3 separate regions of the Homo sapiens genome follow, and regions 1 and 3 are each linked to region 2. The links are chromatin contacts, found by Hi-C or POLR2A ChIA-PET in ENCODE. All regions are on one chromosome and are shown on one strand. The core of a region is the stretch at or near the end of the contact, and the rest is flanking DNA. Distances in the headings are between cores, read along the strand shown.

The links. A loop is a pair of places that touch in the nucleus more often than their neighbours do. ChIA-PET counts read pairs that join two places held with the same protein, here RNA polymerase II (POLR2A). Pooled maps may share reads with other maps.
Region 1: a loop to region 2 is called in a pooled map, with 9 times the contacts of the local background. The contact joins the promoter of USP33 here to the promoter of CTBS in region 2. A Hi-C loop is called at or near these places in 2 of 50 pooled maps.
Region 3: a loop to region 2 is called in a pooled map, with 6 times the contacts of the local background. The contact joins the promoter of ACADM here to the promoter of CTBS in region 2. A Hi-C loop is called at or near these places in 3 of 50 pooled maps. POLR2A ChIA-PET finds 5 or more read pairs at or near these places in 2 of 52 experiments (OCI-LY7 and activated B cell).

Annotation. Positions count from the first base shown.
Region 1 is chr1:77,758,529-77,762,421 of GRCh38, reverse strand. USP33 (ubiquitin specific peptidase 33) reads left to right here and starts at 2,570. Exons shown (of 24, transcript NM_201624.3): 1 at 2,570-2,779. RefSeq lists a silencer at 2,381-2,660.
Region 2 is chr1:84,571,800-84,575,997 of GRCh38, reverse strand. It overlaps CTBS (chitobiase), which reads left to right and starts at 1,558. Exons shown (of 7, transcript NM_004388.3): 1 at 1,558-1,759. The coding sequence starts at 1,583. RefSeq lists a silencer at 1,426-1,545 and enhancers at 1,706-1,995, 2,106-2,205, 2,919-2,968.
Region 3 is chr1:75,722,637-75,726,992 of GRCh38, reverse strand. It overlaps ACADM (acyl-CoA dehydrogenase medium chain), which reads right to left and starts at 2,284. Exons shown (of 12, transcript NM_000016.6): 1 at 2,176-2,284. The coding sequence starts at 2,205. It also overlaps a transcript of SLC44A5 not described here. RefSeq lists enhancers at 2,069-2,158, 2,809-2,898 and silencers at 2,289-2,338, 2,389-2,438.

The DNA of each region.
Region 1 (3,893 bases), core at 1,321-3,820, 6.8 Mb after region 2:
CCCTTTCATTAGAAGAGACTTCTTTTCTTCTTTTTCTTCCTACTCTTCATTTCTTCTTTTTTCTCCCTTTCATTAGAAGAGACTTCAGTACCTGGCCTGATGCACAACTCTAAGTCATACTATTTACATTATATTCTCCATGAACGGCACCTCTAGAATTCTGTTCCAGAATCAGTATGACTCAGCTGGGTGTCCACACACCCTCTAGAATTCTACTCCAGAATCAGTGACTCAGCTGGGTGTCCACACTTTGGAATGTATAATCTATTCTCTCAAGGGGAAGTTGATTGATTTATTTCCTAATGATAGTGTTCTTCCTTATAAGCCATTATAAGCCATCAGGAGATATTGTTTGAAGAAAAGTAAAAGATAAGCAATCTGGACTGTGGGATGAAAGGATAAACACCCAAGGGTGGGAGGCAGGAATTCACGGAAGTTAAAAGTGGGAGAGGTATTACATTATATTCTATCAGAGTGAGTTTGTTTTGTGAGAACTTGTCCACTGCAAGGACTTCACTTGGTGTCCACCTGAGAAGTACTTGCCTACTATTATCTACGCACTAGTCTCAAACTCCCGATCTCAGGTGATCTGCCCTGCTGGGCCTCCCAAAGTGCTGGGATTACAGGCATGAGCCACCGCACCTGGTGATCTTGAACAGCCTTGTCAGTTGTCTTCCTTGCATTGACACTGCCCTAGAACTCCTCCAGGACAGGTAAGCCCAGAGAGAACCTTGGTTACTAAGCAGGATGGTGGTGGGACTTGGAGGCTGAATTGAATTTGCTAGGACACTGTAAGAACAGAATACCCCTGATACATTTTCAATAGAAGAATTTCTGGGGAAGTGACTTTTGTCTATTTTTCTATTTGGTCGCCTGTTTTTTTAAAAATTGATTTCTGGAAATACATATGGAGTTGAGCCCCTTTTCAATTATATGTATTTCAAATAAATTCTATTTGCTGGCCTAACTTTTCTTCTCTCTCTGTCTCTCTTCTTTTTTTTTCTTCTGTAGATCTCCTCTGTGGACAGCTTTTTTTTTTTTTTTTTTTTTTTTTGAGACAGGGTCCTCCTCTGTTGCCCAGGCTGGAGTTCAGTGGCTCTATCTTGGCTCACTGCAACCTCTGCCTCCTGGGTTCAAGTAATTCTCCTGCCTCAGCCTCCTGAGTGGCTGGGATTACAGGCACGCGCCACCACACCTGGCTAATTTTTGTATTTTTCGTAGAGATGGGGGTTTCACCATGTTGGTCAGGCTGGTCTTGAACTCCTGACCTCAGGTAATCCACCCGCCTTGGCCTCCCAAAATGCTGGGATTACAGGTGTGAGGCTCTGTGCCCGGCTGGAGACAACTTTTCATCTCCTAACGGCATCTTTTTTTTTTTTTCCCAGAGAATATCTCACTTTGTCACCCAGGCTGAAGTGCAGTGGCACAATCATGGCTCACTGCAACCTCAAACTCCTGGTCTCAAGTGATCCTCCACTCTTAGCCTCTTGAGTAGCTGGGACTACAGGTGCCTGTCACCATGCCTGGCGAATTTTTGTATTTTTAGTAGAAATGGGGTTTCGCCATGTTGCCCAGGCTAGTCTCGAACTCAAGTGATTCACCCGCCTCGGCCTCCCAAAGTGCTGGGATTACAGGCATGAACCATGGCGCCTGCCTGTGAAACTTCTATTCTGTGAAATTTCTATTCTCCTCAGTGAACCGAGGATAGGCAATCATTTGTGGTGCAAATTGAGGCCTGAGTGTCAATCCCTACCTAGAATTTTGTATCATGGTTAATTTATTTCATTTTTACCATAAAAATAAGTAGAAGCTTTTATATTTTCTACCTATTCCAATGGAGACTGAGCATCTTGCATGATACTTTGGTACATGCTCCCATTTTGGAGACCAAAAAGTCAGATGTCATGAGACAGATTGAAACTGGCAATTTTAACAATTTTTTATTAATATAACCTTTTTTATTCATAGATTTGAACCTCAATCGAGTGCATTTTAACAGTTACATAATTAGAAGGCAGGACTCCTTCCATGCTCCAGGCATTAAGCAGATACTAAGGTTTCAATAAATATTTGATTTGATCCTCTTGATTTTAGCCTAAGGAGAAAATGGTGAGATAAATTTCTTCTTTGCATAGGTGGAAAAGGGAAACATAATTGCTTTCAGAGAATCTAGGTCCTAAGAAGTTGGGGGAAGAAAGATGAAAGGAGGAAATACAATGTTGAATTGGGATAAGTTAAGTCTAATATTTCTTTGCTCAAGTTTGGAAACCTGAGGCCCTTCAGTGGCCAGCCTTAATGCAGTTTTTGTAATGCATCGAGACAAGACCTTATAATGGTCGTAGTGTGTGACTGTGAAAGAGAAGGAGAAAACATGTGAAAAACGAAAAAAAAAAAGCTCACAGCCTCAAACTGCTGCACATACCCTGTACAGTTAGTTTGCAGTCAGAGTAGGGAGCCGGCCTGGGTCCCCGCACCTGGGCCTGGCTCCCGTGGCCCCGCCCCTGGGGCGGGCTCCCATCGAGGCTCCGCCCCCACCTCCCCTATCGCCGGAGACGCCTGCGGCGGCCCCGGAGACACCGGAAGGAGCCGCGGCTGCTGCGGGAAGTGGCCAGTTCAGGAGGCGGACCCCCCGAGGGCAGCGCTGCGGGGCCGTTTTCCGGCCCTCCTGACGCGACACTGCCCCTCTCCGAGAGCTGAGAAGGAAAAGAGGAGCTTGCGGAGGTGCGGCTGCAGGCCGTTGTTGGTCGAGCTGGCGGGTCCCGCGGGCCAGGCCGTGGAGGTGAGCGCGGCGCTGCTGGGAGGGGCGCGGGGCCCAAGGGCGTTTCGCTCGCGTCCGGGGTCCGGTCTCTGTTCTCGCTTCCGCGCGCTGGGGTTGCGGCCGCTGCAGCAGCCTCTTTTTCTTGGTCCTGGGTGGCGGCGGGTTCGCGGGCGGGAAGAAGGCCTTGGCCCCTCGGTGCTCTGCGTTGCAGAGATAATCTAGTGGTCGCCCTGTCAACGGTCGGTGGAGGATGGGAACCGGTCGTTGATTTGAGGAAGGGTCCTCAGGGGTTCTTCCCTGGAAGCGGGAGGTGCAGGTGAGCCCGAGAAGCGGGGGCTCTGCTCCCTTCCTCGGTCTCCCCACTCAGGCTTGCCAGTCCCTCTCAGTGGGTGACTGAAAGCCCTGCAGCGCGCCGGCTCCTGGGTTCTGGTTTCGCTTTTCGGCGCTGTTGAGGGGGCCGGCCCCGTTGTTTGTTGTTGTGAACGGAAAAACCGAGGTGTCATCGTCCCTGGAATTTTTCTTCGACCAATGTTTGATCTTGACTGAGAGGTTACCCCTTACCTTCTGTCCATCTGCAGCCTTTGTTTGGATGAAAGATCCATAGTGTGTGGTTTCCCAGACCTTTACTTATATTTCTCGTATACAAAACGCTCTTCATTTGAATATTTACAGGGTTTTACGTTGAGCTCTTGGACGATGAGATTTTCCTGGGTGTTTTGCACTCAAGTACCGTTGGAGTTTACATTCTCATAGAATCAGTATTAGGCCTGGAAAATTGAGCCAGAGGGTGAAATTCTGGCAGGAGCATAGACTTAAATTGAAGGTGAATTTTACCGTAACGATCTCTAGGCCTTTTGCTTAATAACTATGTGGATGTAGAGAATTTTTAAGTTTAATCAGATTATTTTTCCTTTAAGAAAAACGTGTTACAAAAAGTAACAAGGCCGTCCTAGTTCCGTTTTTCCTACTGTCTTATTTGGAAAGGTCTGACCAAGTCACATTATCGTCATAGGCTATTTGATTTGAGCATAATACAAATATTGTTAGTGAATTCATACTATTATAAATAAGAGAGAAAATAGGAATCTTAAAGACAATGCTAGTTTTATGAAAAAATAATAGAAATAGTTACACA
Region 2 (4,198 bases), core at 309-2,808:
AGCGATTCTCCTGCCTCAGCCTTCCGAGTAGCTGGGATTACAGGTGTCTGCCACCATGCCCAGATAATTTTTGTATTTTTAGTAGAGATGGGGTTTCACAATGTTGGCCAGGCTGGTCTCAAACTCCTGAGCTCAAGTGATCTGCCCACCTCGGCCTCCCACAGTGCCGGGATTACAAGCATGAACCACTGTGCCCAGCCCAAATTACTTATTTCTTCTTATTTGTACTACGCTGCTTCTCAAGCACCTTTAAGAATTATTTATTTCATCCCCTCTGTACTGCGTTTTCCAATTTTCTTATCTTTCAGAGTTTTTGCTCTACATTCCTCAGTGTTATCTTCTACTAATAGTTTTTTCACTTCTTTCTTATTTCTATTAACTTTTAAAAATCCCCTACCCCTTTTATTGCACCCTGTTGTGGCTTCATCTTCTCTTATTTTTCTGGGGCTATTATGAGAATTTTTAAAAGTGTTCTCCCTGCAGCATCTGCTTCCTCCATATTCCTTTGTCTGTTGTTTGGGTCCCTTCTTTCTACATTATTGGATTTTTTTGGTTGCTGTCCATGATTAAAAGTAAAAATTAAAAAGTACAAAGAGAGGAAGCTCCAAGTAGATAGCTGGTGCTTTTAACTTTGAATTTCACTGTAGGGTGATCTGGGTGTATGATTTGTCCAGAAAACCCGATGTCAGTATCTTTGCTCAGCCTCTTAGGTTAATCAGATAGCGAGGGGTTTCAGTTTTCAGTAGGCATAAAGCCACTTATTCTCCGTTTTAGGTGGAATACCCACTCAGCAGAGAATTTATCCCCTTCAGGGAATTCAGCCGGGGTGGGAGCCCGTGGTGGGAAAGAGGGGCAGCTGCCCAGAGACATGAAGCTGGAAAAAGGATCTAGCGATCAGAGTCCTTGAGCAGCCTTTGACTAATCTCCCCCTTTTCCGATTTACCTCTCATACTCATACTTGTGCTCTCCAGCTTCCAACATTTTGTTGCTGTTATCTCTTTGTCCTTGTGTTTAGGTTGTTAAACTTGATTTTTAACAGGAGAGTAGGCAAAATTAGATGCTTGAATTCAAACCACGATCTTAACTAAGACCTGATATCCGTAAGTAAAAATTTTTGGTATTCCAGCTTTCTTTTGAGTAGCAAAAGAAAAACAAAGTCTTTTGGCCACTCCAACCATGTTACTCAGTAGGCCCTTCCAAAGACACCCACTTCTCCATTTTGGGGATCCCCTTGTACCTTCAGACTCCACAAGGAGTACACGACCAGCCACGACAAAACGAGATGCAGACTATTGGGAGGACTATAAACGGTAGGGGTGATACCCATTTGAGTCCACGAACGGCCCTCTCGGCGCCGCAGACACTGGCTGTCCCCCGAGACGCTCCAGCAGCCACTTAACTTCACCCACCTGTAGCGCCCGGGGACGCTCGAAGCCCGACCTCCCACGCCCGCCCCGGAGCCCCGCCCCTCCCGCCCCTCCCCGCCCTTCCCGACTCTCCCCGCCCCTTCCTGCCCCGACGCGCAGCAGGCCCCGCCCACCCAGGCGGTAGGAACCCACTCCGGCCCGCTAGACCTGCTGCTATGTCCCGGCCGCAGCTTCGACGCTGGCGCCTCGTCTCTAGCCCGCCGAGCGGCGTCCCGGGTCTAGCGCTGCTGGCGCTGCTGGCGCTGCTGGCGCTGCGGCTCGCGGCCGGGACCGACTGCCCATGCCCGGAGCCTGAGCTCTGCCGCCCGATTCGCCACCATCCAGATTTCGAGGTCAGCGCCTTCCTCTGCTCCTCTAGGTCTGGGCTTCAGGGCACGAAGAGAAGTTAGGGTAGAACGGAGCCCTAAGGAGAGGTGCCGTGGGCGCCGAAACCAGCTTTGACCACTCGATGAGGGCCTTCCTGTTTACGGATCCTTCAATTTATAGATGAGGAAGCTCGGGCTCAGAGAAGTTGAGTAACTCCTCAGGCCTCACAGCCTGTAAGTGCCTGCGTAGGCAGGCGAGAGTTCAAACCAGATCTGCCTCCTAAGGCAAGCTCCTTTCATTCCCCTGCTGTGCCTCTGCGGAAGCACTCTGGGTGTAAAAAGCAAACAAGGTAGGATAATCCATTTATGTTTCCAAGGAACGAGGATTTCGTTTGAAAGAATCTCAGCACTCCAACAGTACATTAGAATGCAGAGTATTTTGCTTACCTTTAGTTTTCTATACCTGCTAGCCCTTTCCTTTAAAGTACCTCAAAACCACCCATGAAGAGTGGTAAAAAAAATAGCTTTCAGTACATTTTCCTTCTATCTACATAACAATTTGTAAGGCTTCTGGCAACTTTAATCAAACACCTTCTGGAGCAATATTAAAACCACCTGACTGCCCACTTCGATGACTGAAAGCAGGAATTGGATGACATCAGGAAGGTCCAAAGGCTTAATTCAAAGAACGATTCTTTTGTAGAAATAGGCATGATTCCTAGTTCTTAATCTAGTACATTAATCTGAGGCAGAACACTTAGATGCCAGTAAAAAAGTATATATACATGACTTAGGAGAAGAAATAAAAATGGTGAAAGTGTTTATGGAGAACCTGCCTAGTGTGGAAACCTAACATCTTATTAAAAGAAAGACTTCAGACAAAGTAGGATAACCTTTTTTATTTGAGCAAAGAACAACTTATGAATCGGCAGTACTTAAACCAGAAGGGGTTCAGAGAGGTCTGCTTTAGTAGCATGGGCTTTTATAGGCCGAACAGGGAAGCAAAGGAAAATAATTACTTGGTTGGCTATGACTGTTTGCCTTATTTAGCTATGACTTGGTGGAAAATTACTAGTTAGAGGTTAGTTGGCAGTTTCTGATAGGTTAAGCTTAAGTTTCCTTTCACTGTTGACCTTGGGCTGGAGTTTGCTTAAGCAGGAAATCCAAGGCAGTTGGAGCTGTTTCAGCATAATGGCCTCCCAATTAAAATGTTTTATACAATCTGAGGCCCAGCGCGGTGGTAGAGGCAGTGGGGACAGTAGCTGTAAAAGTTCAACCAGACATTTCTTAATTTTCTCAATCTCTTTTTGAGATTGAGAAGCACTTTGTGAGGCCAAGGTGGGTGGATCACTTGAGGTCAGGAATTCGAGAACAGCCTGGCCAACATGGTGAAACCCCGTCTCTACTAAAAATACAAAAATTAGCTGGGCGTGGTGGCGGGCACATGTAATCCGAACTACTTGGGAGGCTGAGGCAGGAGAACCGCTTGAACCTGGGAGGCGGAGCGGGAGGCGGAAGGTTGCAGTTAGCCAAGATCACGCCACTGCACTCCAGCCTGGGCGACAGAGCAAGACTATGTCTCAAAAAAGAGAAAAAAAAAAAACCTGAAAGATTTACTGTAGTACCCAATACTTAGTGGGTTAGGCAATATCTGTGGGCACTTTGAAAACCAACTATTCAAAGAAGCAAAATTATGCTTATTTGTATCTTCATGGTAAATGGTCTTTTTCTCTACTGGCGTTTTCTATGTTTTTCAAACACAAAAACTAGACTACATGGCATTTTCCCCTTATATTTTCAATTAGTTCACCCAGCTTTTTTTTTTTTTAAGGATATCTGTTATATCACAGGCTCTTAGTATTTTTTAAACAAATAGAATCTTAATTATCAGAACTAAAATAGAAGTTTTGATAGAAATATGAGTCAGAAAACAATGGGCCACTTAATTTCACATTATGAATTTTTATTATTTCAGTAGGCAATTGCTTAGCAGAAAAAATGAGTTATGCATAATTAATTCTGAAAAGTTAAAAAAAATTAAAAAAAATTAAGAAATGCCTGGTTTAACTTTTACAGCTGCTATCCCCACTGTCTCTCCCTCATTCATTCCCCTCACAAGGACCCAGTGATCTCTTTTGTAATGCATATCCCCTGAATTAAAACTCTAATTGATTCCCACTGATCCCAAGATAAAATACAACATCTTCAGTGGTCTTGGAAGTCCTACTTAATCTTTCCACTACCGACTTTAAAGGTTTTATCCAGTTCCACATACTTGCAGGATTTCTGTGCTCTACCTACATTGACCTTTTTCAGTTCCAGAATCTCAGAATTCTCCTGAGGTGTAGCGACCTTTGGGCTTTCCCTTCCCTCAGTTGAGAATGCAATCTTTTGTCCATAGGTATATCTCTTCCATCATTCTGCTGATTTCAGCCCACTCCGAAAGTGTGTAGTCCTCAGAAAAGT
Region 3 (4,356 bases), core at 1,035-3,534, 8.8 Mb after region 2:
TTTCTACTAAAAATACAAAAATTAGCCAGGTGTGGTGGCACGCACCTGTAGTCCCAGCTACTCGGGACGCTGAGGCAGGAGAATCGCTTGAACCCGGAAGGCGGAGGTTGCAGTGAGCCTAGACTGCACCATTGCATTCCAGCCTGGGTGACAGAGCAAGACTCCGTCTCAAAAAAAAAAAAAAAAAAAAAAGTGAAACAGTTTCTCTGGTGCTTATTGTCCAGCAGTCACAGACCAAATCTACTCTGATTTACAGTCGCGTTACACAGGTTAATTCACTGAATCCCAGGTCAAGTCTAGGATTAAGCCATTACTTTTATTCCACTTTCGCATGTGAAGAAACGAAGGCTCAGAAAGTCAACTAAATTAGGCAAAGTCACTCTACTATTAGTGCAACCAGGATTCTAACATTTACTATCAAGAGCGCATGCTATTAACCACCTTGCTATACTGATCTTTCTGTTAGTATCCTAATTGGTCACTAGGTTCCATAACAAAGGAAAACATTCCACAAAAATCAGAACAAAAAACCTGACTCTATTATAAATGCGTTTTTAAATACCATGCACAAAAGTCAGAACTCAAACCAGGTTAAATGGTCTACTGAGGGACTTTTTTTTTTTTTTGACAGAGTCTCCCTCTGTCACCCAGGCTAGAGTGCGGTGGAGAGATCTCCGCTCACTGCAGACTCAGCCTCCTGGGATTACAGGCATATGCTACCATGCCCAGCTAATTTTTCCTATTTTTAGTAAAGACAGGGTTTCCCTGCTTTGGCCAGGCTGGTCTCGAACTCCTGGCCTTAAGTGATCAACCCGCCGAGGCCTCCCAAGGTGCTAGGATCACAACCGTGAGCCGCCGCACCTGGCCAACCGAGGGAATTTAAATAGGGAAAAAGTCACTTCACATGTGACTGTTCAGGAAAATATGTTACATAGAACAAAGTGCAAAGGTTGCTATTACCAGAATACAATGCCCATCAACCTGTTAATTACATAACAAAGTTAGCCAGTTAATTAGAGAGGTGGTTTGCAAATAGAAAACAGAAACAGCACGGGATCTGGAGTTATAATTGCTGAATGTGAATCTAGGTTCCACAACCATATTTGTGGCCGTAGACAGGTTTACAAACTGCTTATAGCTTCCGTTCAAAACCAAAAAATGGGACTAATCTCACTGCGTATTTTCGGACGATTAAAGTACGATAATGTTTTGAAAGCCTAATGCTATATAACTATTGGTTTTATTACTTCGGGCTCTCTGTCTAGAACAATGAAATTCCAAATATCGAAACAGCACCACTAGAATTGAACACTTTTGTGCATTTCTTGGGAATATAAGAGTGTCAGTTTTATGGGTTAAAGAAGAGAAAAAGGGTGTAAGTTTTCTATATCAGGTTTTTTTTAGATCCTTCCTTGGAGGTTGAGAAATCTGCTTTTCTGGTGTAGGAGTTAAAAATAGCTGAAATCTCCCAATTTCTGCCTTCACTGCACATTAACTTGCATAACACCAGCAAAACATGGGCAGCAATTCTTTAGGATTATTCTAAAACCGCAGCTTTTTTGGTCCAAGACATAACTTTAACTTAATTTTAAGTGACATCTAAATGGCAGTGGTGTGAACATATCAAGAATATTTAAGATACCAAAATTCATCTAGTGACAAACTTATTTAGAATCTATTAAGATCCAATACTAGAATATACACACAAGTTCACATAAAATTCTGCAGGTTTTTTTTTTACTTTTTTTTTTCCCGTAAGCAACGTGGAAACGTTACAACGAAAAGCTTATTAAACATTAAGTATTTCAAGGAGTAGCTGCTCCATTTTTCTTTTTCCCGTGGTTCTGACACAGAGACGGGGTCACTTTGGAAAAAGGTGGGATTCCCGCGGTAAATATTTGGAGGGTTTACCAGAGAAAGAAAAACGATATTCTAAAGAGAGGATGCCGGCTATAACGGGGTCGCCTGACGGGAGGATACGGAAAATGAAACGCTAGGCTACGTTCCGTCCGGTGGTAGGAGGCGTGAAAGCAGGTTGGGGGCCCCTAGGCTGGCTCCTTCCTCAGCCCGACTTCCCACTCCTCCCGGCCGCACCTATTTTTGGCCCAGGGCCCCCTGCTCCGACACCACAATACCCATGTTCCAGCCCCACCGCACCGCTGGGCTCCCTCTCACCCTGCAGCATCGCCCGAACCCCGCTGCCATGTTGGCTCCCGTTCCGGCCACTCGGACAATAATACACGGGTCACGGCCTTGACATACTCCCCGAACGCGGGACTCCTCTGGTCCCGCCCACTGGAGCCCGTGGGCGGGATGGGGCGGGGCGGGAAGAGGCGGTTGGGCTGCGGAAGGACGGGGCGCTGCGCTAGGCGGGGTGGCAGCGGTCCCCGGCGCCGGGTAGCCAACGCATGCTCCGTGACCCTTGCGTGCGCCGTCGCTGCGACCTGGGGAGGGGTCGCATCCCCTCTCCGGGCAATCTCTGATAGTCCTGGTTTGGTTTTCTGCGTTTCCACCTCTGGCCCTCTCTGTGGGACGCCGAGGCTGACCGCAGCGCGGAAAGAGAGCCAGGGCGGGGGAGGGGGACGGCGGCGGGGCTGGGAGGGCCCGGTTGCGCTGAACGGTGGGGGGACTTGCGGCGCGGTGCAGGACGGGAACCTGGGTTAGAGGGCGTGGCTGGGGCCTGGAGGGAGAGCGGCCCCCGTGGTCAGCCTTCACCTTTACCCGGAGAGAACGGTCAAACCCAGATCGTGTCTGCTTGGCGGATTCAAAGTATTAGTACATTTTGCTCTCAAATGCCCTACCTAAAGCGAAAGCATACTTGTGTTTCCTTAAAATTTAAAAGAGAATTTAATTGTTTAGGTAAATTTGACCTTTCCGCGTATTCCCAAGGCTGTTTATGACTTGTCCGCTGATGTGGTGTCCTTGGATATGCGGGTGCAATCCGAGGCTGTCCAAAGCTCCTGGTTCAGCGAATGATGGAAGTGAATGTCTCCCTGAGGAATTCTACCTGGAGTCACTTTCTCTTCCAGTGAGACCCTGAGTTTTGAGATGGTAGCTTATACTAAATCTTATACTAACTTAACATTTTCTTTTGCCCAATAAAGGTCACCCATAAATTCATCTAATTTAGCTGTTAAAATTCTATATCCTGTTATTGTATTCCCCTACTTTGTCTTCTGGGAATTTATAGTGTGTTAGTCCTAGGTACAAGGCAGAATGTTAATTAAGCGCTATATTCAAAGTGAAAGTACCAGGAAAATTCGGAAAAGGGATAAAGAGCTGAGTTTGTCCTGGTATAGGCAAGAAAGCCTTCAAAGTGGTGGTGGTAAGTAAAACACAAAGCGGACTCTTAAAGATGATTAGGAATTGTCTATTCATGTCTCCTTTGTTCCAATTTCTTATTCTGAACATTTTAAACACAGAAAAGATGAACGAAAAGCACAAAATCACCCATATGCCTATTGTAACCCCTTCTTACTGTACACGTGGCTGGCAGAGAAGCGAAGATGGAGCCCTCATCTTAAACATGTCTAGTCGGTAGTTCCTGCCACCATTCACCCAAGCAAGCTACCCCCTTGTTTGTCTGTGCCTGCAGCTCGACTTCACAGGCTGCTCTTAGAAAAGGATTTGGGGCTGCTTTTCATTAAAAAGAAAAGCCTTACTGATGTTGGGAACGGGCGCTCAGTGTTGCAAAAATCAACACTGAGACAAAGGAGCTCTTAGCAAGGCTAGTTTACTTTCTGCAGAAAGGTTGCCGCTCGCTAGTAGTCTTGCCACGAGAGCACACACGCATAAAGGAGACAGGGTCATTTATAACCTGACACGTGCACCCTACTACCGTGTCCGGTTTCCATTGGCTGGAAGGGGACCTCTGTACTTGTCCTGATTGGCTAGCAACTTAGAACTTTCCAAAAGAGGCAAAGACAGAGGAGAACAAAGGAAGGAGGAAGCAACTTGTGGAATGCTGAGAAAGGTAAAAACACCTCCAGATAAGGAAGAAAACAGGCTATGGCCTAATGCTTCCTTGGACCAGTATAAGCATGCCAGGGCAAATATCTAGGCTAAAATGTGGCAGCTAAGAGCACAAAGTACATTGATTTCTTTATTACGGCCAACAGATATCAAAGAATGTTAGTGTGGCCAACTGCCACGGTTACTACTTGAGACCATCGTTACAGCAGTTACTACTGTTACTGCTTGAGACCATCATTGTGAGATCAAATGAAGGGACGAACGTAGAAATGATAACTTAAGACAAAAGGAACTGTTTTAAGGAAAGGGCCAGGGGAAGAAGAAGAGAGCTCCCTGCTTCTCGTGAGCAAAGGCAGCCACAGAGCTTCCACAGCCCTTCCTATT